Linked DNA regions of Homo sapiens: regions 1, 3 and 4 are each linked to region 2. A link is a contact called in ENCODE Hi-C or POLR2A ChIA-PET data. All regions are on one chromosome and are shown on one strand. Each heading gives the region's core, a stretch centred on a gene start or an enhancer-like site at or near the end of the contact. The rest is flanking DNA. Distances are from core to core; before and after follow the strand shown. Region 1 overlaps LUZP1 (leucine zipper protein 1). Region 2 holds the start of E2F2 (E2F transcription factor 2). Region 3 overlaps CNR2 (cannabinoid receptor 2). Region 4 holds the start of LUZP1 (leucine zipper protein 1).

The links. A loop is a pair of places that touch in the nucleus more often than their neighbours do. ChIA-PET counts read pairs that join two places held with the same protein, here RNA polymerase II (POLR2A). Pooled maps may share reads with other maps.
Region 1: a loop to region 2 is called in a pooled map, with 3 times the contacts of the local background. The contact joins the enhancer-like site here to the promoter of E2F2 in region 2. A Hi-C loop is called at or near these places in 2 of 168 maps with a recorded cell type or tissue (PC-9 and chondrocyte), 6 of 37 single-sample maps with no recorded cell type and 7 of 50 pooled maps. POLR2A ChIA-PET finds 5 or more read pairs at or near these places in 3 of 52 experiments (BJ, HepG2 and activated naive CD4-positive, alpha-beta T cell).
Region 3: a map with no recorded cell type shows a loop between it and region 2 (4-fold over the local background). The contact joins the enhancer-like site here to the promoter of E2F2 in region 2. A Hi-C loop is called at or near these places in 1 of 168 maps with a recorded cell type or tissue (OCI-LY7), 4 of 37 single-sample maps with no recorded cell type and 6 of 50 pooled maps. POLR2A ChIA-PET finds 5 or more read pairs at or near these places in 2 of 52 experiments (HEK293 and activated B cell).
Region 4: a loop to region 2 is called in a pooled map, with 4 times the contacts of the local background. The contact joins the promoter of LUZP1 here to the promoter of E2F2 in region 2. A Hi-C loop is called at or near these places in 1 of 168 maps with a recorded cell type or tissue (B cell), 1 of 37 single-sample maps with no recorded cell type and 8 of 50 pooled maps. POLR2A ChIA-PET finds 5 or more read pairs at or near these places in 1 of 52 experiments (activated CD4-positive, alpha-beta T cell).

Annotation. Positions count from the first base shown.
Region 1 is chr1:23,108,965-23,116,620 of GRCh38, forward strand. LUZP1 (leucine zipper protein 1) reads right to left here. Exons shown (of 4, transcript NM_001395462.2): 2 at 58-163. Among named protein-coding and RNA genes, the nearest start is that of LUZP1, 56 kb to the right of the region's middle. Within about 2 kb of position 1,912, at least 3 of the 41 ENCODE cell types and tissues checked have a DNase peak (open chromatin) inside an H3K27ac peak, as active enhancers do.
Region 2 is chr1:23,529,187-23,537,105 of GRCh38, forward strand. E2F2 (E2F transcription factor 2) reads right to left here and starts at 2,047. Exons shown (of 7, transcript NM_004091.4): 1 at 1,356-2,047. The coding sequence starts at 1,607. RefSeq lists silencers at 1,453-1,601, 2,139-2,278.
Region 3 is chr1:23,894,297-23,902,003 of GRCh38, forward strand. The region is part of intron 1 of CNR2 (cannabinoid receptor 2); the gene reads right to left. It also overlaps the pseudogene BTBD6P1. Among named protein-coding and RNA genes, the nearest start is that of CNR2, 15 kb to the right of the region's middle. RefSeq lists enhancers at 2,802-2,861, 2,912-3,041. Within about 2 kb of position 2,300, at least 6 of the 41 ENCODE cell types and tissues checked have a DNase peak (open chromatin) inside an H3K27ac peak, as active enhancers do; they include OCI-LY7, where a contact is called at or near this core.
Region 4 is chr1:23,166,575-23,173,698 of GRCh38, forward strand. It overlaps LUZP1 (leucine zipper protein 1), which reads right to left and starts at 2,282. Exons shown (of 4, transcript NM_001395462.2): 1 at 2,192-2,282. RefSeq lists enhancers at 988-1,519, 1,520-2,051, 3,127-3,176 and silencers at 1,291-1,430, 2,422-2,481.

The DNA of each region.
Region 1 (7,656 bases), core at 662-3,161, 420 kb before region 2:
TTCAGAAACCACCCAATTCTATTGGTACACCCAGGTTTCACTGTACAACATACTTACCATGTAGGTAATTCAAGCTTTCCGTCAATACTTCCGGCGGCTCTCCCTATGCTTGCTGTTTTGGAAACAGTCACTCACTCTCTTTCAAAGGCAGTTGTCTCTTGACCTGGATAGAATATAAACAGAATGGAAGAGATAGGTAATGCATGAATCATACCAAGACTGAGGTGACCCAGAGGGCTGTCCCAAAGACTTTCACATACAATTCACTGTCAGCAAGGGGCCAAGGTAAGATCTGCATCTAGATCCTGACACTAAAGGAACCTGGCTAAGCTGGCTATGTCTCTCTCAGGAAAGTCAAGAAAGAATTTGGCTGTAGGAGACTTCCCCTTTCCTATAAGATGATATGGTCCTAGGGTAGAACCCACTGTCTTTGCTTAAATTAAAACACCCGAACATTCCTCAACAGTCTAAAAATGTACATGACATCTTACAGCTAGGAAGCATCTCAGAAATCAGCTACAGGTTGAGCATCCCTGATCTGAAAATCCCAAATTCAAAATGCTCCAAAATCTGAAATGTTTTGAGTGCCCACATGACTCCACAAGTGGAAAATTCCATACCTGATCTCATCTGATAGGTCGCAGTCAAAATACAGGCACACAATACTCAGGTTTATTCAATGTCCCCTGGGGAAAAATAAAATTACCTTCAGGCTATATGTATAAGGTGTATAGGAAACATAAACGAATTTCATGTTTAGACTTGGGTCTTATCCCAAGACATGTCACTGTATACATGCAAATATTTTTTTTAAAAATCTGAAATCTAAAACACTTCTGGTCCCAGGGATTTCGGATAAGGGGATACTCAACCTTCAGTTAAATGTCCTTGTTTTACAGAAGGAAACTAAAACTTAGAAAGGGTGAGTCACACAATTATTTAGCAGAAAAGCAAGGATTCTACTAAAAATAAGATGTTCTAGAAGATAGGAAAAAAACATCTGCGGAGTATTTACCAACCCTGAGCACTATGCTTTATGTTTTATATAAGACAATAAGAAGATAATGTTACCTCTACTTTACAGATAAAGAATTTAAGTTTCAAGAAGTGACTTGTCCAAGGTCTTACAGCTTGTTATTAAATGACAGAGTTTAAACTCAAGTCTGTCTGACTTTGAAAGTCCCTTCACCATGCTGGCTCTCATTTTGTTGCCCTCTAGACTCGGTCCTCAAAAGAGCCCTGAACCACCCAATATCAATTAAAACTAAAAATAGAGCTTTTCTTTCTGCAAACTTACCCTCCAGTTTTGAAACAAGCAGGCTTCTACAGGAGAGTTGAAAAGCCTACCATCCCATTGAATCTTACCCCTAAAATTAGAGAAGAGCTACTACAGATGGAAGATCTGGGTCAAACTTCTTGTGTTATCTTACTCTTGAGGAAAATGGAAAGGTAGCTTCTAAGCTAGTGGTAAACCTAAAGCTTTTGTACATGATCTTACAAACTATCCTCCCTTCTTTCATCACAACTGCCTCCCTTACACATCCCTGCAAGCCACCTTGTGACTGCCTTCCAAGACTATTGGTCCCTTTAATCCAACTTCCACACCTCCACCAAAACATGCACACATGCACACATACCTGCACCTGCGCGCATGCATGAACGCGCACACATACACACACACACACACACACACACACACACCCATCCCTGCCTCTATCTTCCCAGAGAGCAAGGCGGCTAGAATTACAATGGACAAATAATGAGAGTTTTTTAAAAACAGCTTAAAAGATGAGGGGAACAGTAGTAACTCAAGCCTCAAGAGAATAAAATTTGAAAAGAATTTTTTTTTGTAGTGATGGGGTCACACTATGTCACCCAGGCTGGTCTGAAACTCGTGACCTCAAGCAATCTTCACACCTTGGCCTCCCAAAGAGAAGAGTTACTGATAGTATCGGCCAGGCACGGTGACTCACGCCTGTAATCCCAGCACTTTGGGCGGCCAAGGCGGGCAGATCACCTGAGGTCAGGAGTTCAAGACAACCCTGGCCAATATGGTGAAACCCCATCTCTACTAAAAATACAAAAATTAGCTGGGCATGGTGACATGTGCCTATAATCCCAGCTACTCAGGAGGCTGAGGCAAGAGAACCTCTTCAAACCAAGAGGCGGAGTTTGTGGTGAGCCCAGATCGCGCCACTGCACTCCAGCCTGGGCGACACAGTGAGACGCTGTCTCAAAAAAAAAAAAAAAAAAAAAGTTACTGATAATAAAAACAGCTAGAAAATAAGTATAAAAAAGGATCTAGGCCAGGCACAGTGGCTCATGCCTATAATCCCAGCACTTTGGGAGGCCAAGGCAGGAGGATTGCTTGAACCCAGGAGTTCAAGAACAGCCTGGACAACAACAAAGCAAGGCCCCCATCTCTACAAAAAAAAAAAAATTTTAATTAGCTGGGCATGGTGATGCACACCTATAGTCCTAGCTACTTGGGAGACTGAGACGGGAGGATCACCTGGAGCCCAGAAGTTTGAGGCTGCTGTGAGCCACAGTTGTCCTACTGCACTCCAGCTTAGATGACAGAGTGACGCTCTATATTTAAAAATAATTTTAAAAACGATCTATACCAAGGCGGCACCCAAGAGATAGCTTAGGTGGATGTGGGGGAAGCTTTAGCTCTCCACCCTCTGCTTTTAAAAAATAATCAATGGAAGTTAAAGTAAGTGTGATTGGTATTCAAATAGTTTTAGGACAGTTCCACAGACTTTCCGTCCTACCCCATCACCACCTGTCTCTTTCCCCCTCCCCACCCACCTTACACACACAACACCCACACACAAACACCGCCCCCCCACACACACACTCATCTTCTTCTGCATAGCCTAAAACCTCTCCTACATAAAAATTCTGAACTCTAAGAAATGGTCACATAAATCTGGTCTATCTCCCCTAAGGTCTCTGCAGCCCTAACAGTGATAGCAGCGCCCCTGCTAAAATCTACTGTCCCAGCACCTACCACCTACTGCCAAATTTGCTGACATGTTACTAAGGCCCAGGGGCTTTTCTCTTCAAAACAAGACAGAATGCACTGCCAAAGGGAAAGAGGAACTCCAGCTAATCCTGATTTGTTTTCAACTGTCTACGTTCTCTCATATTTCTAAGGGGTAGAAGTAAGCAGTAACTGATTTCTTTCTTCTGAATGCCATTTACTTCTTGCTTCCTCAGCGTACTTGCCCTCTGTCCCCAAAACAAGAGGATGACTGTAAACATCCTCAAATTCCTTAGTGATGCTGCTTCAGAGAGCTTTCCACCATGACAGATCCATCCTCATCACTTCCCTCAAGCATCTCTTCTGGCACTTATTGTTTCTGTTACTGTTGGTGGTGATAGTGGTGGTAGTATGTGTGTACGTGTCTGTCTGCCTAGAAGCAGAGACTGAAGGATCCTTACAGATCACAGAGTCCAACCACCTCCTTTCCCAGAGGAGCAAGTGGGTCCCAGAGAGGAAAGGAGACTTGCCCAAGCTTACAAAACAAGCTCAAGTGAACATTTTTGTCCCCCAAACACTTTGATAATAGATAAAAATGTCAGTAAGAAATTCTGCTTTCAGTATGACCCTCCCACAGACAACAACTATACTCTGGATAAAACACAAAAACTATCTGAAGTGAACAAGGGCTGGCAGATTTTGAAAATAAGTTGAAAGTTGGAAGAAAGGGCTGACATGGAATGAACTCCTCATTTTTGGATCTCTAGCCTGAGGCTGGTCTAGCTGAAGTTCCAATCAAAAAACAAACCCTAGGCTTTCTGTCCTGAAGAAATAGCCCAGAGCAGCCACAGATCATGGAAGTAAGAAAAAAAAGAGCTAGAAAAGGAGAGTCTCAGGTTCTGTGTGTAAATTCTACCCAGTCTCTGGCTGAACCCTGAGCCATGCAAGCATAGGGCAGAATCCAAAGACCTCAGTTAAAGAGAAAAGAACTGAACTGAAATTTGAACTGCGACCCACTGCAGGTGTGACAGAGTTTGCAGTTTTGAGTCTGAGTTATTGTCTACTAAATTAAAAACATCAACAGAAACCAAAGTCTCCACAATACAACATTCACAGTGTGAAGAATACAATTCCAAATTACATAAAGAACTAGAAAAAGCATCTGGACACGGTGGCTCATGCCTGTAATCCTGGCACTTTGGGAGGCCAAGACAGGAGGATCATCTGAGCCCAAAGTGTTTTTGAGACCAGCCTGGGCAACACAGTGAGACACTGTCTCTACAAAAAATGAAAATAAATTTAAAAAAATTAGCCAGGTGTGGTGATACATGCCTGTGGTCCCAGCTACCTGAGAGGCTGAGGCAGGAGGATCACTTCAGCCCAGTAGTCAAGGCTGCAGTGAGCCATGTCCACACCACTGCACTCCAGCCTGGGCGACTGAGTGAAACCCTGTCTCAAAACAAAACAAAACAAAAACAAACAAACAAACAAAAAACACCTAGAAAAATTAAACCCATTTGCAATTTGCAAAGGAAAAGACAATCAGCAGAGGGCAACTCCAAGACAACCCAGATGCTGAAATTCTCAGACAAAGATATTAACAGAGCTATTATAACTAAGATCAATGAGGTAAAAGAAAATATGCTCAAGGCCGGACACGGTGGCTCATGCCTGTAATCTCAGCACTTTGGGTGGCCGAGGCAGGCGGATCACGAGATCAGGAGATCGGGACCATTCTGACCAACATGGTGAAACCCCGTCTCTACTAAAAATACAAAAATTAGCCGGGTGTTGTGGCGCGCGCCTGTAGTCCCAGCTACTTGAGAGGCTGAGGCAGGAGAATCGCCTGAATCCGGGAGGCAGAGCTTGCAGTGAGCCGAGATTCAGCTACTGCACTCCAGCCTGGCGACAGAACGAGACTCCGTCTCAAAAAAAGAAAAAAAAAAAAGAAAATATGCTCAAAATGAAGGGGAAAACAGTAAATCTCAGAAGAGAAACTGAAAAAAAAAATTTAAGTGGAAATTTTTGAACAGAAATACAGTATCTGAATTTTTTTAATTCACTGAATGGGCTTAAGGACAAAATGGAGATGACAGAGGAAAGAGTCAGTGAAATGTGGAAGCAGAACAATAGAAATGATTCAAACTGAAACAACTCTGGGTCATTCTCAGTCTCTAGAAAAACCACCCTCAGACCCTTTACTAAAGTATACACAGGGATAATTTTCTGTTATCAGAAAAATTGGTATCAGAGAGAAACAGAATAACTTGGGATCACAGAGTTTTCTAGTGGTCCTAAATTATATAGGAAGCAAGGGGAAAATAATTTTATTTTTCCTCCTATAATTGCTGAAGTAGCATTCAGGATTGTTCAGGAAAAAAGCCAGGAAGGATTTTAATAATTTTTCTGCCCTGTGCAGTCTCTTCACCAAAAAGCCAACATGGTAAACAGGCCGATGGCAGGATGGGGTGGGGACCAATCAGGGGGTATGGGGCTAAGGAAGTGCCAGCAGCTTGCTATGTATGAACCAACCTAGGTGGTTTTAAAAGCAGCTTCCCTGAATGCCATCACTGACTGAGTCGCTTCTCACATTCAAGTCACTTCATGTTGGAGTTCAGAACACTCCAGATAAAAGTGGAAGAAAAAACATAAGCTGCAGAAGACATGTCAATTTCTTTAAGGCCTGCCTTTTGCTCACTTCCCTCCTCCCAACCCCACTTGCCAACAAGAAGGAATGAAGAGAATCCAGAGCCAGTGATCTTTTCTGACTAAAGCGGGAAACTGAGAGTAAGACAACGCACCCTCTAAGTGTAGAGAAACTTGGATGGGGAGTGAGAAACCCGGGTGGCGGCCTCTAGTTCTACCACAGACATTGTTGGACCTCAGATGTGTCTTTTACACTTTCTGGGTCTCAGCTTCATCAGTCAAACAAAAAGGCCAGACTAAATGATATTTAACAATGATATACTATTGTCCTTTCCAATAACACTATGAATGACATCCTTAACCATGCTATCTCCATTTGCCCTTGTAGAAACTATAAACAGGTCCGAAAAGATCTAAGTAGAGGCATACCATTTGATTAATTGGAGTACCTCATGTTATATAAATTATTCAAACTTTTTTAATAATTTTCTATAAGTCTTGCCATTAATACTTAAATCGCATCAATAATAGATATTTCAGTACCTATCTATGATAGAGGACTGCTGTAAAATAATGTCTTTCAACTGAAAGTGCTTCTAATTCTCCCAGAATAACTTTTTAAATCTACGTAACCTTTAGGATGAGAAGGCAAATACTCTTATCTCATATGACAGATGAGCAAACAAAGGGACTTCTGAGACCTTTTTAGGAAGCTAGTAACAGACAAACAAAACTAGAATCCAGCAATCCCATCTCTATGTGTCAGGTTATTTTTCACCTTGCCAAAGAAACCTTACCAAAGAAGAGTATAAACAAGATCAGAATTAGAAAGAACTTAAGAACTTTTGTGCACTTTGGGAGTGCTTATTAATAAATAATTGATAAAACTAGGTTGAGATTAATGTATCTATTTGAAAGCTGGCACTCAAAGAACCGGCTCTGCTACTTCCTCTTTTTTTTTGGAGACAAAGTCTCGCTCTGTTGCCCAGGCTGGAGTGCAGTGGCACGATCTCGGCTCACTGCAACCTCCGCCTCCCGGGTTCAAGCGATTCTCCTGTCTCAGCCTCCCGAGTAGCTGGGATTACCGGTGCATGCCACCACGCCCAGCTAATTTTTGTATTTTTAGTAGAGATGGGGTTTCACCATGTTGGCCAGGCTGGTTCTCAAACTCCTGACCTCAAGTAATCCACCCACCTCAGCCTCCCAAAGTGCTGGGATTACAGGCGTGAACCACCACGCCCGGCCCTGCTGTTTCCTTTTCTAACCAGTGGTCTACAATTGAGACTAGGCTTCCTTGCCCATGTTTGTGAAGTTTAGCAACAGAATCACATCTAAAATTGTTATTCACCTACGGAGAGAAAGTTGGCCAAGGCCAAGCACAGTGCCTAAAGCCTGTAATTCCAACATTTTGGGAAGCTGAGGCAGGAGGATCACTCGAGCCCAGGAGTTTGAGACCAGCCTGGGCAACATAGCAAGACCCCATCTCTCCAAAAATAAAACCAGGCCAGGTGCAGTGACTCACGCCTACAATCCCAGCACTTTGGGAGGCTGAGATGGGAGGATCACTTGAGCTCAGGAGATCGAGACCAGCCTGGGCAACATAGTGAGACCTTGTCTCTTAAAACAATTTAAAAATTAGCCAGGTGTGGTGGCGTATGCCTGTAGTCCCAGCTACTCGGGTGGCTGAAGTGGGAGGATCACTTGATCTAGGAGACTGAGGCTGCAGTGAGTGGAGCCACTATACTCCAGCCTGGACAGAGTGAGACACTGTTTCATTGGCCAGGCATGGTGGTATATGCCTGTAGTCCTAGCTACTCAGTAAGCTGAGACGGGAGAATTGCTTGAGCCCACGTGTTCAAGGTTACAGTAAACTATGGTTTCATCACTGCTGGGTGACAGAGCAAGACCCTGCCTCCAAATAAATAAATGAATGAAAGAAAGTTGGCCAAATCAGAAGGTGTAAAAAAGTAAAAGACCACTGGACTGTTAAAAAAAAAAAAGGCAAAGAGAAGAAAAAAGAGAAA
Region 2 (7,919 bases), core at 797-3,296:
CATCTATTTCACGAACTACAAAGATGTTTTAGGCTATAAAACACTGAACACAAGATACCCAATCCCAGTTATCCTCGGTTGCTTAACCTGTAAAATGGGGATAATACCATTCCTGCCCACTGCCCTCCTAGTTAGAAATCATGTGCAGGAAGGGTCTCCAGGAAGGTTAACGTTTTGAACATGGGCAAAGCCTGAGTCCACTGGCAGGGAGTGGTGGCTCTGCCTGCATCCAGAGCTGGCTGGGCATCCGTGCTTGCTGACTAGCACAGGTCTGACCAGATGCCTCTGGGGCAGTGGGGGGTGGTCTTATCCCTGTACCCGAACTTATTCACCAAACTCACAACTAAGCAAACCTACAACACCCCCTTCCTCTCCCTGGAGCCTGCTTCCAAAACCCAGGACCTGGAGCTGAATGTGGCTGAGAAGAGCTAGCCCCACAGCCACCCTGTGCACACACGCATTGTGAAGGAGAGAACACTGAAGCCCAGACTGGGTCCAAGACTTGTCCAAGGACACACAGAGAATTAGTGGCAGAGTCACACCAGAAACCAGGCTCCTCAACCACCACCACCTCCACTCCCCCAGGCTTTTCCCACTCCACCCCCCACCCTAAAGTTGTTTTGATTCACACGGGCTCCAGGAATTCCACTCCCACAAAACACACCCTGAGCCCAGGTCAGCAGGCAGCCTGGTGCCACTACACTTTGGGCCCTCTCTGGCAACGAGCCTGGGAGCTTGAGGAGAGAGCAGCCAATCTGAACAGAACCCAAGGGGGCTGCCCACATTTGTATCTGCTACATGGCTGTCTGGGAGGGAAGACTGGGCCTGGGGGAGGACCTAGGGCAGATACTTGGGGCTATCTCAGGAGCTGGCTGGACAATTTGGAGTCTGTCCATGGCAGATTGGATGTGAGAGACCCACTAGACCTATCCCTCTGTCTTACCAAAGTCCCACAGTGTCCCCAGGCCATACTCTTTGCCTGGACAATAGCAGGCACCCAGTACTGGTTTCTGGCCAAACAATGAAGTAATGAATGAATGGCGGCAACGCTGGCTGCATGGACTTCCCCAAGGTCACACAGTGCACTGGGAGTAGTGAGTTGGGTCTCCCTCCAGACTCGCAATCCAGTGCTCATTCCACTCCACTAGAATGGATGAGATTATTTCATCCAAAGTCTGAAAATGAAGGGGTCTTCTACTCAGATATTGGGGGCACTGGGTCCTGGAAACTGAAAGCTCATCTTCCCTCTTCCCAAAACTCTACCTGCTCCACTCAAACTGGATCTCAGGCACCCCTCCCTCCTTTCCCACACCTGGAAAAGCATAGGGGGAAGCGGTGGGGGCCCCCAGCATTACCGGCAGCCGGCCTGCCGGCAGGCATCGCACAACTTGGCCCTCGGGTCCGTGGGGAGTGGCGTCGAGGCAGGTGCCTGGCGCCGCTGCGGGAGGCGCCGTCTGCGGGTACAGCGGTGTGTAGTAGGTAGCAGTAGCTGGGCAGAGCTGGGGGCTGCTGAGGCCGGATGGCCACAGCTCTGTGGGGCTCATCGCGGGCACCACCTTCGGGGTCTGCCCAGCGGCCGAAGCCAAGGCCCGGGGCCCTTGCAGCATAGCGAGTAAGGCGCCCCCTACCCAAAAGGGCTTGGCGCGCCCGCGGACACCTGCGGGTTCCGGTGCTGCCGCCTTTCACACGGCCCGCGGCATGGCGCGGAGGCCGGGGGAAGCCGCCAATGGACGCCTGCGGGGCAAGGCCGGACCCTCCCCTCCTGGCCCGCGGCCGAGCAGAGAGCAGCGCTTAGAGATCGCCGCTTGGAGATCGCCCGGCGGCTGCGGTGGTGGCACTGCCAGGGGCTGTCTCGTCCCGAGGGCACCGCGACCCGGGACGCCCCGCGCTCCCCAAGGCCTCGGCACCTGGGGTCCGGCCGGCTCTGGGGAGGGGTCCCCGGCGTGCCCTCAAGCTCGGCGGAGACGCGATGCGCTGGGATGGGGAGGGGGGTCTCGACTGCACCGACTTCCTTGCGGCTCGCTCTCTAGTCCTTGAGTCTTTCTCTGCCTCTTTTTTTTCTTCTTTTTTTTTTTTTTTTAGCGCCAAACGTCGTGCCGCGAAATTCGGATCTCCCGCGGAAAATGCCGCGCTCCGGTTGGCTGCTGCGACAGTACAGGCTCCACCCCCCCCCCCCCCCCCGGAAAGAACGCGTCCTCGAGGCGGCGATTGCAACACTAGCTTCGCTGCTTAAAGGGGCAGCCACACCTGCTGTTGGTGCCGCCAGCCGCCGGCCGCGCTAGTTAGCAGCCGGCGAGACGGAGACAGAGGGTGGTTCCGGGATTCACAGTGCAGAGGCGGCCAGAGCAGTGCACAGCGCCCCGAGAAATGGGCCCGGATTCCCTGGGATTGAAGGGAAACATTTTGGCGCGGGGTCCCAGCCTGAGCCCAGACCCAGCAGTGTATTCCCCAGGCCACAGGCCCTTTTGTTAGTTTGCATTGTTGCTTAGCTAGCACATGTGCATTCATATCCCCTTTCCTGCTAAAATGAAGGCCAGGAACCTGTTCCCTTTAATGGCAGAGGGGTGAGGGACGGAGGCAAACTAGTCTACTTCTTTGTAGGGAAAACTAACATCTATTCAGCGCCTACAGGATGCCAGGCACCATGCTAGATCCTTACAAGCGTTGTTTTAGTTAATTTATTCCAACAATCCTGGGAAGAGGAATGATGATCCCCATGATAAAGACTGACAGTCTGAAAGGCTGGGTAACTTGCCCAAGGTCATACAGAGAGATTCCCTGATTTGAGAGCTGGCAACAGAATCTGGGACAGGTCCCAGCTCTGGAGCCCTTGTTTTTCCAGTTAAGGGGTTCTTCTACTCTCCCAAGCTGCCTGGGGGCACAGCAGGGTCAGAGTCCCACTGCAGAGCTTTGTCTTGTTCACAGTTGTATTATTAGGACCCAATACTCAGTAAATGTTTGAACATCTCTAGGTTTCTTTTAAACAATCCTTTTGTCACAAGAGCCTCTCTGCCTCATTCAAAAACCTTCATTGCTGATAATACATTCCTCATCACTCCGGTTTAGAGAGGCTCAGAGAAGCAAACTTGGGTAGTGAGTGGTAAAAAGTTGCTAGAAGCTGCTGCTAGATTTCAGGTCTGATTTCTTGCCTGGTGCTGTGTGATTTTTATGCAAGTCTGAGCCTTGGCATTCAAAGCCCTCCAGAGACAGTCCACAGCTTAATTCCTCATTAGATGGTTGAGGCCAAGGTGGCAATAACCCATGATGATTAAGAGCCCAGGCTTTGTAGCCAACAGCCCCGAATTCAAACCCAGGCCCAGACACTTTATTATTCATTGTGTGACCAAGGCAAATTTTGTAAATTCTCTGATCCTTGATCCTTGATTTTCTCCTCCTAATAGCACTTACCTCATATGATCATGAGGAAATCTCATGAGATAATGCATATAAAGCTTTCATCACAGAACCTGGATCATAAGGAGCCTCAAGAATTGGCAGCTGTTGTTATATCTCTGACTTTTTTTTTTTAGACAGAGTCTCACTCTGTCACCAGGTTGGAGTGCAGCGGTGCAATTCTCCTGCCTCAGGTTCAAGTGAGTCTCCTGCCTCAGCCTCCCGAGTAGCTGGGATTACAGGCGCCAGCCACCATGCCTGGCTAATTTTTGTATTTTCAGTAGAGGCAGGGTTTCACCATGTTGGCCACGCTGGTCTCGGACTCCTGACCTCAGGCAATCCGCCCTACTTGGCCTCCCAAAGTGCTGGGATTACAGGTGTGAGTCACCGCTCCCGGTCACATCTCTGACCTTATCTCCAGTGCATAAGACCCTTTTACTCTAGTCTACGTATCTCATTGGTCCTTTTTGGTCCTTTGAGGGCCAGCTTAAATCTCACCTCCTCCAAGAAGCCTCCCCTGCCTGCTTCCTCTCAGCCAGAATGGCTCTTACCCTCTTGGGACCCTTAGTGTGTTCTACCTCAACAAAACAAGGCTTCGTTTTCATACCTTGTTTATCAGTTAGGTTCTATGCTCCTTCAAGAATCTAGGTCAGATCTCTCTAGAATGCCCCTTAGCATCTAGGGCCTGGCTTGGAGTGCAGAAGGCAGGTAATAAATACTGATTATGATTCACTCATCTGCCTGGCTGCAAAGAATAGGAGAAGTTAATGAGATCTGAAGTCAGAAAGTCAGGAGGCCCAGATTAAGTAAGTCCCGCTCTCTACTTCCTAGTTAAGTGACACTGGACAGCCGCTGCTTCACTTCTCTTAACCACAATTTCCTCAACCATCAAATGTGGATAATGCTATCACTCAGTCAATTTCACATTACTTCAGAGACACTACTTAAATGACAGTGGTGGCGATGATCACTGATTTTTATTGAGAACCTACTATACACTGGGCTCTAAGCACCTTGAGCCCCTCCTCTGATCCTCACAACACTGCTCTGAGACGGACACTATTATTATCCCCATTTTACAGATGAGGGAACCTGGAAGGAATTGTGGCAGAGCAGGTTTGGGGAAGCAGCAGGGCCCCAGGGCCAGGGAGGGAAATGGGGGTGGCAGGGTGGAGCTGGGAGAAAAGAAGGGAGCCAGTGAGGGGCTGAGAGCCAGCTCTCTGTGGTTGAGTTTCGGGCAGCTGGGGCTGGCTTTAGAGTTTCACTGCCTGGGAACTGACTAATTCTTGCAATAGGTGTGGGGCACAGATCTGAAATCTGCCTCCCTGAGCTTGAATTCCTGCCCCATTCATTCCTAGCATTGTGATCATGGTCAGGTTGCTGGACCATTCTGAGTCTCAATTTCCTCATCTTTGAAATGGAGGCGGCACAAGTGACCTCTCCATTTACTGTGAGGCCTTAGTAAGGTGTTGGTTATAAAGTCCTTAGAGAAATGTCAGGTGCATGGTAGGTACTTAATATATTTTGGCTAAGGTTTATGTGAAATGGACCCGAAGAGGCCCTCACATGGAACCAGACTAAATACTTGCAGTTTCAGGCCGGGCACATTGGTTCATGCCTGTGAACCCAGCACTTTGGGAGGCCAAGGTGGACAGATCTGTTGAGCCCAGGAGTTTGAGACCAGCCTGGGCAACATGGCAAAACTCTGTCTCTCCAAAATACAGAAAAATTAGCTGGGCGTGGTGGCACACGCCTGTAATCCCAGCTGCTCGGGAGGCTGAGGTGGGAGGATCACCTGAGCCCAGGGAGGTCAAGGCTGCAGTGAGCCATGATCATGTCACTGCACTCCAGCCTGGGTGACACAGTAAGACTGTCTCAAAATAAACAAACAGGCCGGGCACGGTGGCTCATGCCTGTAATCCCAGCACTTTGGGAGGCCGAGGTGGGTGGATCACTTGAGACCAGGAGCTTGAGATCAGCATGGTCAACATGGCAAAAACCTGTCTCTACTAAAAATACAAAAAAAAAAAAAATTAGCCAGGCGTGGTGGTGTGTGCTTGTAATCCCAGCTACTCGGGAGGCTGAGGCAGGAGAATCGCTTGAACCCAGGAGGTGGAGGTTGCAATGAGCCAAGATCGTGCCACTGCACTCCAGCCTGGGTCACAGAGCGAGACCCTGTCTCAAACACACACACACACATACACACACACACACACACACACACACACACACAAAACCCTCAGAGTTTCTGCCGTACACGCCCTACACTTTCCCATCTCCCAGGCTTTGCTTACCTGGCTCCATATCCTCCTATTCTTCAGGCCCCGCCTCCCCTCCAGGCCCCTCCTCCCCTCCATCCCCATGTGCCCAAATCTGACTCATCCTTCAAGGTCCAACTCAAATGGAGTGGAAGGAGCAAAGAATCTGAAGTCAGACATCCCAGGGTTCAAACCCAGGCCCTGACACTTTATTAGCTGTGTGACCCAGGCAAAATTTCCTAAATTCTCTGATCTTTGATCCTTGATTTTCTAATCCTAATAGCACTTACCTCATAGGATTGTGAAGAAATCTCATAGATAATGCATATAAAGCTTTCAGCATGGAACCTGGTTTATAAGGAGCCTCAAGAATTGGCAGTTTTCTTACGTCTCTGATCCTATCTCCAGTGCATAAGACCCTTTTACTTTAATCTACCTATCAACAAATCTTCAGACTCCTTGGGGGCAGGACCCAGGCTTTGTTTTCACTTTTGCGCCTTCCTCCCCTGAGATGCCAGGCACAAAGTAGGCCTGAAATAAATGATAATAGTTCACATTTCCTGAGAACTTCCTAGGCGTAAACACCCAGCTAGGTATTTTACATACATTATTTTGTCGAAACCTCCCAACTACCCTGTAACACAGGTACATTTTGGACAGATGAAGAAATTGAAGCTGAAATATGTAAAGGAACTTGACAACTGTTTGAAGATGAAATCAGGATCTGAACTCAGATCTCTCCCAAGGCACTGCGCTGTTGTGAACAGTGAACTCAGCCCCAAAACCCCATGTGAAGGAGGGTACATTCTGCTAATGAACCAGGGGTTCCAGTGCTGCACACATTGCTGGAAGTGGAAAGACTGTGTCCCACAACTGGATGAGTTGGGGATGCTTAGTACTATTTTCCAGATGAGGAAGCCATGACTTGCCTGAGGCCACAGAGCAGGTAAGTGAGGAAGTTCCTGTTCCAGGCAACCCCAGATAGTCCTGGAAAAATCCCCAAACTAAAGCAAACTTCCATTCCAGCTGGTGTATCTTCTCCTGAAAAATTCCACAGATTCCCTGTGCTCAAAGTCCTGTTAATCAGAATACAAACTGCTTGACAGACACTTCCTGAAGGTACATATTCCCTGTCCCGGGCTCCTCAGCACATCACCTGTTCACACGAATCCCAAATCACAGAGAAACCAGATCAGAGCTATGGGAAACAAGGGAGAAAAATCCCTGCTCCATCTTCTTTGTGCTTTTCCTATTCTACAATAAACATGTATTACTTTGGTGATTGGAGAAAAAAAAGTTGTTTTTTAAAAAGAGAAACAAGGTATTGCTTTAAGGAAGTTCTGCTAGTGGTAACCTTTTTACTGGAACATTGTTGGAAGATGGGTTCGTGGGCTTTTCTAACAGTGACTGGCATGTAGTAAACACTATATGAATGTTTGTTAAATACATAAAATTCTAGGTGCAGGCCGGGCGCGGTGGCTCACGCCTGTAATCTCAGCACTTTGGGAGGCTGAGGCGGGCGGATCATGAGGTCAGGAGATTGAGACCATCCTGGCTAACACGGTGAAACCCCGTCTCTACTAAAAATACAAAAAATTAGCCGGGCGAGATGGCAGGCGCCTGTAGTCCCAGCTACTCGGGAGGCTGAGGCAGGAGAATGGCGTGAACCCAGGGGCGGAGCCTGCAGTGAGCCGAGATCTCGACACTGCACTCCAGCCTGGGCGACAGTGACTCTGTCTCAAAAAAAAAAAAAAAAAAAAAATCTAGGTGCAGTGGTTCGTGCCTGTAATCCCAACACTTTGGGAGCCCGAGGTGGGTGGATCAGTTGAGGCCAGGAGTTCGACACCAGCCTGGCCAACATGGAAAAACCCTGTCTCTACTGAAAATATAAAAATTAGCTAGGTGTGGTGGTGCACACCTGTAATTCCAGCTACTCGGAAGGCTAAGGCAGGAGAATCGCTTGAACCCAGGAAGCGGAGGTTGCAGTGAGCCAAGATTGCACCACTGCACTCCAGCTTGGGAGACAGAGTGAGAACCCGTCTCAAAAAAATAAAAATAAAGAAAAATAAAGAAAAAAACATAAAATTCTAAATCTTGGCACTCCATAAGCTATGTGCTCTTGGACATATCATTGCATTACTCTGGGCCTCTGTTCCTTCATCTGATAAACAGGGCTAATCACAGCTGTCTCGGGTTTATTGCGTTGAAGTGAATCTGGGATGGGATGTGAATGTGCTGTGTGTGTGTGTGTGTGTGTGTGTGTGTACC
Region 3 (7,707 bases), core at 1,050-3,549, 370 kb after region 2:
TGTAATCCTAACTACTCGGGTGGCTGAGGCAGGAGAATCACTTGAACTTGGGAGGTGGAGGTTGCACTGAGCTGAGATCATGCCATTGCACTGCAGCCTGGGCAACAAAAGTGAAACTCTGTCTCAAAAAAAAAAAATTTTTTTAATAAAAGGAAGGAAGGAAGGAAGGAAGCAAGGAAGGAAGGAAGCTAGGAAGGAAGGAAGGAAGGGAGGGAAAGAAAGTTGGCCAGGCACAGTGGCTCACACCTGTAATCCCAGCACTTTGGGAGGCCAAGATGGTGGAGCACTTGAGGTCAGGAGTTCGAGACCAGCCTGGCCAACACCGTGAAACCCCATCTGTATTATAAATAATAATAATAAAAAAATCAGCCAGGCAGGAGAATCACTTGAACCTGGGAAGCAGAGGCTGCAGTGAGCCACGATCCTGCCACTGCACTCCACCCTGGGCAACAGAGTGAAATTTTGTCTCAAAAAAAAAAAGAAAGAAAGAAAGAAAAAGAAACTTGCTGGGGACATTGGGAATCCACTCTCTTGTCCATTTATTTGAAAACTAGGATCCCATCCAGTTGCTTTGCATTCTCCCCTCCCATCTCCAAACAAATACTTGGTAAATTAACTGACTAATTAGAAATCTGCAACACTGCCGGGCATGGTGGCTCACACCTCTAATCCTAGCACTTTGGGAGGCTGAGGTGGGCGGATCACCTGAGGTCAGGAGTTTGAGACCAGCCTGGCCAACATGGCAAAACCCCATCTCTACTAAAAATACAAAAAAATTAACCAGGCATGGTGGCGTGTGCCTATAATCCCAGCTACTTGGAGGCTGAGGCAGGAGAATCGCTTGAACCCAGGAGGTGGAGGTTGCAGTGATCCAAGGTCACGCCACTGTGCTCCAGCCTGGGTGACAGAGCAAAACTCAGAAAAAAAAAGAAAAGAAATCTGCCAACAGGACAGTTTTGTTGAGTCTTTCCAAATATCTTCTTCCTCTTTCAATTATTTTATAATTCAGCAACTTCTCTTTTAGAGAATGGACTAATAATGCTTACATTCATAACATACTTGACAATTTACACAGCCTGGGAAGGCTCACGGCTATTATGTGAGGCAGGTTTTGCTCAACTATTCCATGAGCAAATAGATTCAGAGGGGGCAAGTCCTTTGCCCAAAAACCCATAGCAAGTGGCGGACAAAGCCAGGACCTGAGTCCTTTTTTTTCTCTCTCTTTTTTTGAGACAGAGTCTCGCTCTATCACCAGGCTGGAGTGCAGTGGCGTGATCTCAGCTCACTGCAACCTCCAAATCCCGGGTTCAAGAGATTCTCCTCCCTCAGCCTCCCGAGTAGCTGGGAGTACAGGTGCGCGCCACCACACTCAACTAATTTTTTGTATTTTTAGTGGAGACGGGGTTTCATATTGGCCAGGATGGTCTTGATCTCTTGACCTCTTGATCCGCCCTCCTCGGCCTCCCAAAGTGCTGGGATTACAGCGTGAGCCACCGTGCCCGGCCAGGACTTAAGTCCTTGTGTCATGACAAGGTCAGATTGGTAAAGAGGCAGGATGGAATGCATGACTCTGCATAGGGTGAGGGGCCCTGATACCACGCACAATCTTTTGTCTTTATTTCCAGGGGCAAATCCCATCTATTTTCTCTCTCTTTTTGACTTTTATTTTTCTGACCATTTTTTCTCAGTAATGCCTTCATTGCTACCATTAGCTGGCCTTGAGTTATTGTTATTATTATTTACTTTTTGTAGAGATGGGGTCTCACTATATCACCCAGGCTTGTCTCAAACTCCTGGCCTTAAGTGATCCTCCCGCCTTGGTCTCCCAAAGTTCATGCTCAGATTACGGGCATGAGCCACCACACCCTGCCAGGCCCTAGACTTTAGTCCTTTCCCCACCTTACTGGTGGAGTCTGGACCTTCTCACCGACAAGGATTTACCCATCAGGCTGTTGGGCTTTGGAGTCAGATAGCACTGAGTTCCGATCTTGGCTCTGCCAAGTACTATTAGCTTTTTGTTCTCAAGTAAAGACACTCACTTCATTCATCTCTTTCATTCAGTTCCCTCATCCATAAAACAGGAGTAACAAGTAGTACTTGTCTCATCAGTGGTGGGGAGGCATGAAGACTAACTGAGTTAGCTCAGGCCTAATACAGTGCCTGCCACACACTAAGCCCTCCATGAATGGCAGCTTATATAGATGCTATATATGTGAACACATTAGAGCTTTCTCCTCACTTTCTCAAGTTCTTTGCTAGTTGGTAACCAATGAGAGTGACGATGTCATCTCTATTGTGCCCTTGGGCTGGTAGGAGGAGTGTCAAAGAGGGAGATGAGAGGCAGGAGGGAAGGGTGGGACAGGAAAGCAGAGGGGGAAGACCCTGTCTCCACTCAAGACTTTTAGAGATGAAAGAACAGGAAGCTGAGATTGTGCCAGGGAGCACCTGCTAGCTTGCCGTCATGACGAGAGCCCTGGATTAAGGAGATAGGAAGGATGCTGGTTCCAGTCCCAGGTGGAACTGATGGCTGTGTAACCTCAGGCACAATAGCCTCCTTCTCAGTAGGTCCATCTGCACCAGGAGTGTTTTTTTTTTTTTTTCTTCTAGAGTCTTGCTCTGTCACCTAGGCTGGAGGCTGGAATACAGTGGCGAGATCTCAGCTCACTGCAGCTGCCTCCTTCCAGCTTCAAGCAATTTTCCTGCCTCAGCCTCCCAAATAGCTGGGATGACAGGTGCCTGCCACCATTTTTCTATTTTTAGTAGAGATGGGGTTTCACTATTTTGGCCAGGCTGGTTTTGAACTCCTGACCTCAGGTGATCCACCCGCCTCAGCCTCCCAAAGTGCTGGAATTACAGGTGTGAGCCACTGCACCCTGCCAGGAGTGGTTTTTTGATGAGATCTCAAAAGGTCCTTCAAACATGGCAGTTATGCAATTAATCACATGGGGCAGAAAACAGGGGTGTTGTCAGATTGCAAAAGAGCTGGCGAGAGAAAGGCAGATCACGAAAGCCTGGGGCAGAAGTTCTCAAACTTCGTGGTCTCAGCGACCCTTTACCGTCTTAAAAGTTACCTTGGCAATAAATAGCTTTTGTTGATGTAGGTTACACCTATTAGTACTTGCTGTATTAGAGACTAAAACTGAGAACTTAAAAAAAATTAATAATCCTATTGCATGTTAATAGAATTTTTTTTTTTGAGACCGAGTCTCAGTCTGTCACCCAAGCTGGAGTGCAGTGGTGCGATCTCGGTTCAATGCAAACTCTGCCTCCCGGTTTCAAGCAATTCTTCCACCTCAGCCTCCTGAGTAGCTGGGACCACCACACCTGGCTAATTTTTGTGTTTTTAGTAGAGACAGGGTTTCACTATGTTGGCCAGGCTGGTCTTGAACTCCTGACCTTGTGATCCACCCGCCTTAGCCTCCCAAAGTGCTGGGATTACAGGCATGAGCCACCACGCCCGCCCTGAAGTAACATATTTTTAAATGAAAATAACTTTTTGTGGCAAATCTCTTTAATTGTCTGGTTTATGAGAAGGCAGCTGGATTCTTATCTCTGCTTCAGCATGCAAACTGTTGCAATATGTTGTTGTGGTTTAACTATGTGAAGAAAATAAATTTGCCACTCTCTCCTGAGTGCTTCCTTTGTGGCAGGCACTGTGAAAGGCCTTTTACAAGCACTGTGTCCTTTTCTGTTGTTGTTCAAATCCATACTATATATTTATTTTTATTTTTATTTTTTGTTTGTTTTTGAGATGGAGTCTCACTCTGTCACCCAGGCTGGAGTGCAGTGGTGCGATCTTGGCTCACTGCAAGCTCCGCCTCCTGGGTTCACGCCATTCTCCTGCCTCAGCCTCCCAAGTAGCTGGGACTACAGGCACCCGCCACCATGCCTAGCTATTTTTTTATTATTTTTTTGTATTTTTAGTAGACACAGGGTTTCACCATGTTAGCCAGGATGGTCTTGATCTCCTGACCTTGTGATCCGCCCGCCTCAGCCTCCCAAAGTGCTGGGATTACAGGCGTGAGCCACCGCGCCCGGCTTTTTTTTTTTTTTTTTTTTTTTTGAGATGGAGTCTTGTTCTGTTGCCCAGGCTGGAGTGCAGTGGTATGATCTCAGCTCACTGCAAGCTCCGCCTTCCAGGTTCACACCATTCTCCTGCCTCAGCCTCCCAAGCAGCTGGGACTACAGGCGCCCACCACCACGCCCGGCTAATTTTTTGCATTTTTAGTAGAGACGGGGTTTCACCGAGTTAACCAGGATGGTCTCGATCCCCTGACCTTGTGATCCGCCTGCCTCAGCCTCCCAAAGTGCTGGGATTCAGGCTTGAGCCACCACGCCTGGCCAATTTTTTTTTTTTTTTTTTTTTTTTTTTTTGAGACAAAGTCTCACTCTGCTGCCCAGGCTGGAGTGCAGTGGCACGATCTTGGCTCACTGCAAGCTCCGCCTCCCAGGTTCAAGTGATTTTCCTGCCTCAGCCTCCTGAGTAGCTGGGATTACAGATGTGCACCACCATGCCCAGCTAATTTTTGTATTTTTAGTAGAGACGGGGTTTCACCATGTTGGCCAGGCTGGTCTCCAACTCCTGACCTCAGGTGATCCAACCACCTCCACCTACCAAAGTGCTGGGATAACAGGCGTGAGCCACCACACCTGGCCCGTACTATATATTATTTTTAAATGTTTTCATTCTATTTTTGATGGACAAATAATAATTGTATATATTTATGGAATACAATGTGATATTATGATACACGTATCAAAATTGCTAAAAGAGTAGATTTTAAATGTTACCACAAAGAAATGCGCTGTCTCCTTTATCCTCCAAACTGCCCTTGGAGATAGACTGTCTCATTTTCACGATCTTATCTATGAGGAACCAGAGGCTCAGCTAGACTGGATTTGCCGAGGTCACAAAGTTTGTAAATGGCAGAGTCAGAATTCAGACTCATATATCTGGTGCCAGACCCTGACCACAGAAGTTGGGCAGCCTAGATGTGAAACCACCTTTGCAAAATTATGACTGAGACTGTGAAAGAGATCTAACTTAACTGACTCCATCTTGCTTCTAACCTCCAAGGTGTCCTTGTTCATTCCTGGGCTGAACTAACTTTGGGAGAAACTTAGTTTAAAACTAAGACAATAACAGCCCTTTCCCAAAGTACACCTCCTTCTTGGCTGGGGACTAGATTGCCTTTGTAGGACTAATATTAGGCACAAGATTAGAAATTATGGTTTAGGGTCTGGTGTGGTAGTTCACGCCTGTAATCCCAGCACTTTGGGAGGCTGAGGCGGGTGGATCACTTGCGGTCAGGAGGTAAGACCAGCCTGGCCAACATGCTGAAACTCCGCCTCCACTAAAAATACAAAAGTTAGCCAGGTGTGGTGGTGCATGCTGTAATACCAGCTACTCGAGAGGGGGAGGCAGAAGAATCACTTGAACCTGGAAGGTGGAGGGTGCAGTGAGCTGAGATTGCGTCACTGCACTCCAGCCTGGGCGACAGAGGGGTCTCTGTCAGAAAGAAAGAAAGAAAAGAAAAAAAAGAAAGAAAAGAAAGAAAGAGGGAAGGAAGGAAAGAGAGAGAGAGAAAGAAAGAAAGAGAAAGAAAGAAAGAGAAAGAAAGAAAGAGAAAGAAAGAGAAAGAAAGGAAAGAGAAAGAAAGGAAAGAAAGAAAGAAAGGAAAGAAAGAAAGAAAAGAAAGAAAGAAAGGAAGGAAGGTTTAGGAGTCATGCAGCTGGAGGCTACAAGATTCTGACCCTCCCTAAACTGCTCCTGCGATCAGTGCTTGAGATACTTTGCAGACCCTGCACTTGATGGATCAGCTGGCACCACCCAAATCCATAAACTGGCTCATGTGATCTTGTGGCCCCCACCCAGGAACTGACTCAGCGCAAGAGGACAGCTTCGACCCCCTGTGATTTCATCCCTGGCCAATCAGCACTCCTGGCTCACTGGCTCCCCGCAACCAAACAAACTGTCCTTAAAAACTCTGATCCTTGAATGCTGGTGGAGACTGATTTGAGTAATAATAAAATTCCGGTCTCCCGCACAGCCAGCTCTGCATAAATTACTCTTTCTCTATTGCAATTCTCCTGTCTTGATGAATCGGCTCTGTCTAGGCGGCAGGCAAGGTGAACCCCTAGAGGCTTATAGACGGAGGGGCATGGGGTCTCTCTTATACTTCTGGGCAACCATCTCTTCCCTGATCTCTTTTTTTTTTTTTTTTTTTTTGAGACAGTTTCACTCTTGTTGCCCAGGCTAGGGTGCAATGGTGCAATCTCGGCTCACTGAAACCTCCGCCTCCCAGGTTCAAGCAATTCTCTTGCCTCAGCCTCCCAAGTAGCTGGGATTACAGGCATGTGCCACCACGCCTGGCCAAGTTTGTATTTTTAGTAGAAATGGGGTTTCTCCATGTTGATCAGGCTGGTCTTGAACTCCCAACCTCAGGTGAACCGCCCGCCTTGGCCTCCCAAAGTGCTGAGATTACAGGCATGTGCCACCGTGCCTGGCCTCCCTAATCTCATTTTTATCCTTCCCACCTTGGACCATTTTACCGAGCCACGTTTCCAGCTACCAACCAAATTGTCCTTAAAATCTCTGATCCTCGAATGCTGGGGGAGACTGATTTGAGTAATAGGACACTAGAATGGTCGCTCCAAGGGAGTTAAGGCTTATTATTTGTTTTGTTCACTCCCGTATCTTAAGTGCACCTGCCTCACCCATGGTCACTGCTCAGTAACTCTTTCTTTTTTTAATTGTAGGCAACCTTTATTACAGAAGTCCCTTATTTTAAGTGACTTTTTGCCGATTTTAGATTTGAAGGGAAGGTCTACAGTTAAGCTTGGAACCACTTAGTATCCAAGAGGGTGGCAGGAACATGCAACCCCTCAAAGCAGGTGGCATGGGTGCCATTGGGAGGGGATCTGGGGCCTGTCTTGTGCCCTAAATCTTCCTCCACCTGAGACGTGCACCCCAGTGTACCAGAGATGCCTAAGACTCCAATCCCCCAGCTCTGGCTGTGTGGAAAAGGTGCCTACTTCACAGAATCAAGCTTCAGTTGACTACATGCCAAAGAGAGACAAGGTTAAGTGTGGCCTTTCATGGTGTCAAGAAGCAGTTAGTGTCCTGATTTCCCCTCCATCCACTCGCCGACCTGCTGCAGCCTCCCCGGGCACCTCAGGCATAGAAGATGAGCTCAGGGATCTGCCCACCCTGGACCCCAGTCCCGTTGGTGCTGTCCGAGGAGCACTGGAACTGGAAGGCCACCTTTCTGCACTGCACTTGCGTCATCCCCTCCTGCCCAAAGTAGCTGAGGTTGCTGCCGTCCAGAACAGCACTGGCCATGTAGAAGGTGTCTTGTTCAACCTGGACCGGGTGTTCAAACCAGACCGGGAAGGTGTTACTGGATCTGTCCGACATGAATTTGGTCAGATTCTGAGCCAGAACTACCCCAAGCCTCTTGAGCTCAATCTTCACGCTGTACTCAGCCTTCCCAGAGCTGGACCCACACAGGCCTAGCCCCGCAATAAATACCCTTCTGTCCACTGCAAACTGGATGCTGTCGCAGCGCCCGCAGTACTGGCATTGGTTGCTGCGGTAGGCAGAAGACTGGAATAGGTGGCACCTCTGCGGGGTGAGGCCCTTCCTCTTGATCAGGGGGAAGTCCAGGCGGGGCTTGTTGGTGGCCGTGTACCACAGGAAGATGGTGT
Region 4 (7,124 bases), core at 1,032-3,531, 360 kb before region 2:
AACATGAGAGGCGGAGGTTGCAGTGAGCCGAGATCGCACCACTGCACTACAGCCTGGGTGACACAGAGCACTCCGTCTCAAAAAAAAAAAAAAAAAAAAAAAAGGGATGCTAACTACCACCTCACAAAATTCTTGGGAAGACTGCCTAAGATCTATACCACCTAGCATAATTACTGGGTACAGAATAGGCAACTCAACAACATTAGTTCCTTTTCTTGGTCTTAAATTATTTAAGATTAAGAAAACACCTCATAATCAACGAAGGCTAATTAACAATCCGCATTATTAATCACTGGTCAACAATGAACCTGTGTTTGCTGCCTTCTTCATACTCCAACCCATTCCCTTCCCAGCTCACTATTTCCAGCTTTTCAAACTTTAGTTACTATGTTTAGAAAAGTGATTTAATTTTAGAAACCTGGAAAATTCTTCTAGGAGTAAATTCTTCTAGGAGTAAATTGAGCAAAACCTTAATCTGCCCCCAGGGGAATTCTGAGCAAAACAATTATTTCTGACAAAAGAAGAATTTTCTATGGGGGTAATTCAATTTAACCACATGAATACTACCAAAGTTGCAAACAAGGTGACAGAAGGCAATCTGGAACACACCTTCCAGATTCCCCAAAAAGAAATGTCCTCCTAAAATCCAAACCCCTCCCTCCCTAATTTGAGGTAGTCAAATCTTATTAGGTGATCTGAATTCTCCCGGCTCTGACACCAGTCCAGCTCCTTAGGCCAGAACTGCAGCCGTCTGTAAAAGAAATACCCTGAGCAAACCCCACCCCTCAAAACATCCCCAAAAGGCAGGGAGGTCCAGAGAGTATTTTCTCCTCCAACGACAGATAAGGCACCAAGGGCTCAGCAGCGCAATCCTTCTCCCAAGGTCATTCAAGTCAGTGAAGGTGCGACGGTGGAGCTGCAGGCAGTCTGGCCTTCTGGAAATCACACTACAGGGGTTTTGGGGGTGCCTACTCTCTTCCCCTCTCCCACCCGCAAGGGTGAGCACTGGCCTCGGCATTCCCGAAACAAGCCACAACAAGCTCTGCAGTGTTAGGAAAGGGGTTGACGCGATGAAGAAACAGATGCTCCAAAGCAAGATGGTCTTTCTCGGCTCACAGAGGCTCCTCCAAGGTTATGCACAGAAACCGCAGCCACCTCCAAGAGCTCTAAACCGGGCTCCGAAGCCCCAGCGCGGCCGCTGCGGGTCGCCAGGTTCCCTGCAGGCAGGCTCCGCAGCCAGAGGCCACCAGCCCCAGAAACCGCACTTCATTCCTGCGCTCCGGGAAGCCATGGCTCCTTCCCTGCCCGGGCGGCTGGGCGGGGGCCGGGGGTGCGCCGGGAGGCGGGCCCCGCGCTGCGGAAAGTTCACCGCGGCGGGCGGGGGGAGGCCCCGGCCCCGCTCGCCGGCGTCCCCCTGCAGATTCCACCATTAATTAGTCCTAAGGACTGTCTACTGGCAACTTAAACAAAGCGAATGCCTCGAATTCCTTCCCGGCCCAGCGGTCTGGCTGCGAGACCAGCAGAGCGCCCGGGACGCGGGCCGGCGCGGCCGACAGCTGCGGCGGCCGCGGGACCCCTCCCCGCCCGGCCCGCGGCCCGCGCCCCGCGCCCGCAGCTGGCCCCGCACGCCGGCCCGACGCGCTCCCAAACCGCCCTCCTCCTCCTGCTGCTGCAGCTCCCGGGCCCTTCCTGTCTGATCACTTCCTTCCTCCGGTGCCCGCCGGGCCCCGCGCAGCCCCCTCCACGGCCGCCTCGTCGCCCCCCGCCCCTGTCGGCCCGCGCCCCCTCCCCCAACCCCAAACTCTACCCCCGAAACTCTTCGCCGCCCCCTCGAAAATGTCTCCTCCGCGTCTCTGCCCCAAACATTTCTCCTCAGAGTCTCGCTCCCACCAAGAAGTCTCCTCAGAACCTTCCCTCCCCCTCCCGAGGAAAAATCTCCTCAGAGTCTCTTCCTCCAACTCCACAAACATGTGCTGGGTCTCGCCCCAAAAGGTCTCCTCCTGAGCCCTTCCTCCAAAATCCATTCCAACTCTCCCCCAACTCCACACCCCATCTCTCCTCGGCTGCGCCCGCGGTTTCTTCTGCCCCGTGGCCGCGGGTGCCCCGACCTCACCCGGGACCGGCCTCCCAACCCCGCCGCCCTCCCCTCCCCGCGCCGCGCTCCCGCCGCCGCCGCCTCACGGACCCTCACCTCTGCGGCCCCGAACCGCGCTCCCGCCAGCGAAGGGTTCCGCCGCTCAGCTGCCAGCGACCGGCGCCTCCTCTGGCTCCGCGGGACTGACAATGAGGGGCGGGGCCAAATTGTGACGTCAGCGTTCTGGAAGGCGGGGTCTTTGTGATGGGCGGGGTTGTCTGTAGGCCCCGCCCCCTCCGTCCTTTTTTTCCCTTCCCAGGACTTAGACTCCACCAAGTTTTTATTGCCTCCGTAGCTGGGTCCTGTGCTAGGCGCCCTGGGAAATCGAAATGGAAGACAAGACTTCTCGATTTCAGGAGGGACACTTTCGGCCCGCGTGGTGGCTCAAGTCTGTAATCCCAGAACTTTGGGAGGCTGAGGCGGACGGATCGCTTAAACTCAGAAGTTCGAGACCAGCCTGGGCAACATGGCGAAACCCCATCTCTATAAAAAATACAAAAATTAGCCGGGAGTGGTGGCGCCCGCCGGTAAGCTAAAGTAGGAGGATCGCTTGAGCCGAGGGAGGTCGAGGCTGCAGTGAGCCGTGATCGTGCCACTGCACTCCGGCGTGGGTGACAGAGTGAGACCCTGTCTCAAAAGAAAAAGAAAAAAGCGGGACACTCTCAGTAGGGTTGTGAGGATTAAATGAGATAATCAATGGAAAGGTGCTTAGCCTAGAACCTGATATGGAATAATCACTCAACAAATCCTATTTCTATTACTCTGCAAATGCAGAGAAGGAACTCAGCTCAGACTCGGGAGGCATGGGTTCCCGTCCCCCACTGTGCTATTAATTCTTTGTGTGATGCTAGACAAGTACTTTCCCATCTATGTTCCCGATTTTCATCTTCTTTAAAATGGGAAGGGGGAATAACCAGATGATCTCAAAATCCCCTCCCATACTTCTATGACATACTTCCTTTAAGTCTACTATCTAAAAGGCACCTAGTGCCCTGAGAAGCCAGGAGGAAGGCTTCAAAGACAGCCCAAGACCCACACCCAGCATAGTACAGGACACAGCCAGAGACTGCTCTCGCTGCGGATGCCCTCCCACACGCTGGCACGCAGCAGCATTCACAAGCCAGGACACAGATGGGCTGAGGGCTGCTTCCTCTCTGACTACAGCAGCATGGTTGGTCTCTTGAGACATCTCTTGTGTAAGCTCTTTATTGCCTATGGAATAAAGGCCAAAGCCCTGGCCTGGTATGATCACTTCCTACCTTTACACACACACACACACACACACACACACAAAGTTTATCCAAACTTCTCTTAGCACACCCACTGCTTTCCCACATTTGACCCTTTGCTGAAGCTCTTCCCCTGCTGTCTCACCTCCCAGCTTCTCCCAGCCAGAAAGCAATCCTCCCTGTTCTGAATAACCAATAACATTGTGTTTAACCCTCACGTGGGCATGAACACTACAACTTATAAAGAACTGACCTCCCATTTGTTTCTTAGCACTTCCTGGAGGTCAGAACCCACACATGTTTGTGGAGCTCAAGCTCTGATGCCAGAAAACCCTGGGATCATATGTTCTGGGGTCATAATAGCCATCTCTGAGCCTGTCTTCTCATCTATAAAATGGGGATAATAATATAGTCTTGTGGTGTTTGTTTTAAAATTACCTAAGATACTGTATGGAAAACATCAGGCACAGTGTTCCACAAACAATATGAACAATATGATTGTCATTCTTATTTTCTTTTTCTTTCTTTTTTTTTTTTTTTTTTTTTGAGACGAATTTTCTCTCTTGTCGCCCAGGCTGGAGTGCAGTGGCACGATCTCAGTTCACTGCAACCTCTGCCTTCCAGGTTCAAGAGATTCTCCTGCCTCAGCCTCCCAAGTAGCTGGGATTACCGGCACTTGCCACCACACCTGGCTAATTTTTGTATTTTTAGTAGAGACGGTGTTTCACCATGTTGGCCACGCTGGTCTCGAACTCCTGACCTCAGGTGATCCACTCACCTTGGCCTCCGTAAGTGCTAGGATTACAGACGTGAGCCACCACATCAGGCCCCTGTCATTCTTATTTTCAGTAGTATTATATTGACCAGGCGCGGTTGCTCATGCCTGCAATCCCACCACTTTGGGAGGATCACTTGAGTCCAGGGGGATGGATCACTTGAGTCCAGGAGTTTGAGACCAGCCTGGGCAACATGGCAAAACCCCGTCTTTACAAAAAATACTAAAAATTAGCCAGGCCTGGTGGTGCCCGTGCAGTCTCAGCTACTCAGGAGGCTGTGGTGGGAGGATCCCTTGAACCTGGGAGGTGGAGGCTGCAATAAGCCATGATAATGCCACCGCACTACAGCCTGGTGACAGATCGAGACCCTGTCTCAAAAAAAAAAAATATATATATATATATATAATTACTGTATGATTTATATATGTATTTTTATATATAACTACTATAATCAGTATTATTTCTAGTTATTAACACCACACAGCACCTCATAACAATCCACCTAATCATTTCATATGGAAGACTTTAGGGTCTTGAGAAAGGAAGAGGCTTGCTGAAAGTGGCCCTGCAAAGCATTCCCATTGGAATGGAAACCAGCACTCCAGTCTGCAGACCCCAGATGGATTCAGCAGAGTCACATCTGATGATGCCCCAGGGCATCTCTGCCATTCAGCATGCCTCCAAGCTGGGGTCAGCGTGTAGTTCTCTCTGAGAGTTCTTTGCAGCACAGCTGACCCATTTCTGCTTCATGCCTTTCTCCTCTCACCTTCTTTACAGAGACGTGGATCTGTGTTAAACCGCCCTTGGCATCTCTGCAATCCTCTAGGAGAACTGCAATGAGGCACTGGGCATTTCTAGAGCACTGGCCTGTGGAAGGAGGGGAGGAACTTTGGGGTTCTGATTAATTTCCTATGCTGCAGGCAGGCACATGGGTGTCCTGAAATGCCTGGCCCGGTCTTCAAAGGCCTCTAATAAATTATAGCTTATTTTTAGAAAAAATATTCAAAAACACCACTTCCTGTGAAAAGTAATCATGGCTGTAAGATTGCTGGAGGCAAAGGAAGGGCCTTTACTGAGTTGCTCCTAAGGGCTAATGCTGATTCCAAGTACCACAAACCCTTGGAAGGAAGAACCCAGGACATATAAGGGAGGTTCTGAAGAAAGAACTTTCTCCCCAGGACCCATGATCCCAGCAACCACTTATTGATTTATTCATAGCAAAAGCTTTGGCACAGGAAAGATCGGGATTCAAAACCCAGCTCTGCCACTTACTAGTTATGTAATCTTGGGCTTTTAGGTCTCTGCACCTCAGTTTCTCATCTGCAAAATGGAAATAATAATACTACCTTTCTCACACAGTGCCTGTGAGGGTTAAACATGTGAAAGAGCTGAGTTCAGAGCCTGGCACCTAGTTCATGCCAGGATATAGTGGTTGCTGTTACTATTTGAACATGTCCTCATCCTCCCAGCAAGACCTCCATTAGTAAAAGGAAAGGAATAGATTTGTATGATTGGACAATAAAGGTCTCTATTGGGCATTGTTAAGTGAAAAGAGTAAGAGTAAGTTGCCGAATTACAAGTGTAGTAGGATCCTGTAGTTATAGTTTGTAATATATGCTTAGTATATGCATAGAAAAATATGGAGACTATAAAGAACTAAATAGGCCAGGCGCAGTGGCTCACACCTGTAATCCCAGTGCTTTGGGTGGCCAAGGTGGGAAGATTACTTGAGACCAGGAGTTTGAGACCAACCTGGGCAACATAGTGAGACCCCTGTCTTTACAAAAAAAAATTTTTATTTTTTTATTTTTTTTTTTTTAGACAGAGGTCACCCTCTGTCGCTCAGGCTGGAGTGCAGTGGCACGATCTGGGCTCACTGCAATCTTTGCCTCCCAGGTTCAAGCGATTCTCCTGCTTCAGCCTCCCGAGTAGCCGGGATTACAGGAATGATCCACCACACCCGGGTAATTTTTGTATTTTTAGTAGAGATGGGGTTTCACCATGTTGCCCAGGCTGGTCTCGAATGCCTGGGCTCAAGCGATCCTTTAGCTTTGTCCTCCCAAAGTGCTGGGATTGCAGGCGTGAGCCACCATGCCCAGCCAAAATTTTATTTATTTATTTTTATTTTTATTTTTTTTGAGACAGAGTCTCGCTCTGTTGCTCAGGCTAGAGTGCAGTGGTGCGATCTCGGCTCCGCCTCCCGTATTCAAGCAATTCTCCTTCCCCAGCCTGCTGAGTAGCTGGGATTACAGGCCTGCGACACCATGCCCGGCTAATTTTTGTATTTTTAGTAGAGACGGGGTTTCACCATGTTGGTCAGGCTGGTCTCGAACTCCTGACCTCATGATCCGCCCACCTCAGCCTCCCAAAGTGCTAGGATTACAGGTGTGAGCCACCGCCAGGCATGGTGGCTCACACCTGTGGTCCTAGTTACTCAGGAGGCTGAGGAGGGAGGATTGCTTGAGCCCAGGAGTTGGAGGCTACAGTGAGCTATGATCTCTGCACTGCACTCCAGCCTGAGTGACAGAGAAAGACACTGTCTCTAAAAAAATAAATAAATAAAAAAGAGCTAGAGAACCTTCAGTTTTTTTTCTTTTTTTTTTGCTTTGCTGAGTTTCATTTTGTTTTTGTTTTTTCTTTTTTTTTTTTTTTTTTTTTTCAGATAGAGTCTCACTTTGTCACCCAGGCTAAAGTGCAGTGGCATGATCTTGGGTCACTACAACTCCTCTTCCCAGGCTCGAGTAATCCTCCAACCTCAGCCTCCCAAGTAGCTGGGATAACAGGTGCCTGCCAACAAGCCCAGCTAATTTTTTTTGTATTTTTGGTAGAGATGGGGTTTCACCATGCTGCCCAGGCTGGTCTCCATCTTCTGAGCTCAAGCCATCCACCTGCCTTGGCCTCCCAAAGTGCTGGGATTACAGGTGTGAGACACTGTGCCCAGCCTGTTTTGCTGTTCTGTGTGTGCATATAGTGAGAACTTCCAAA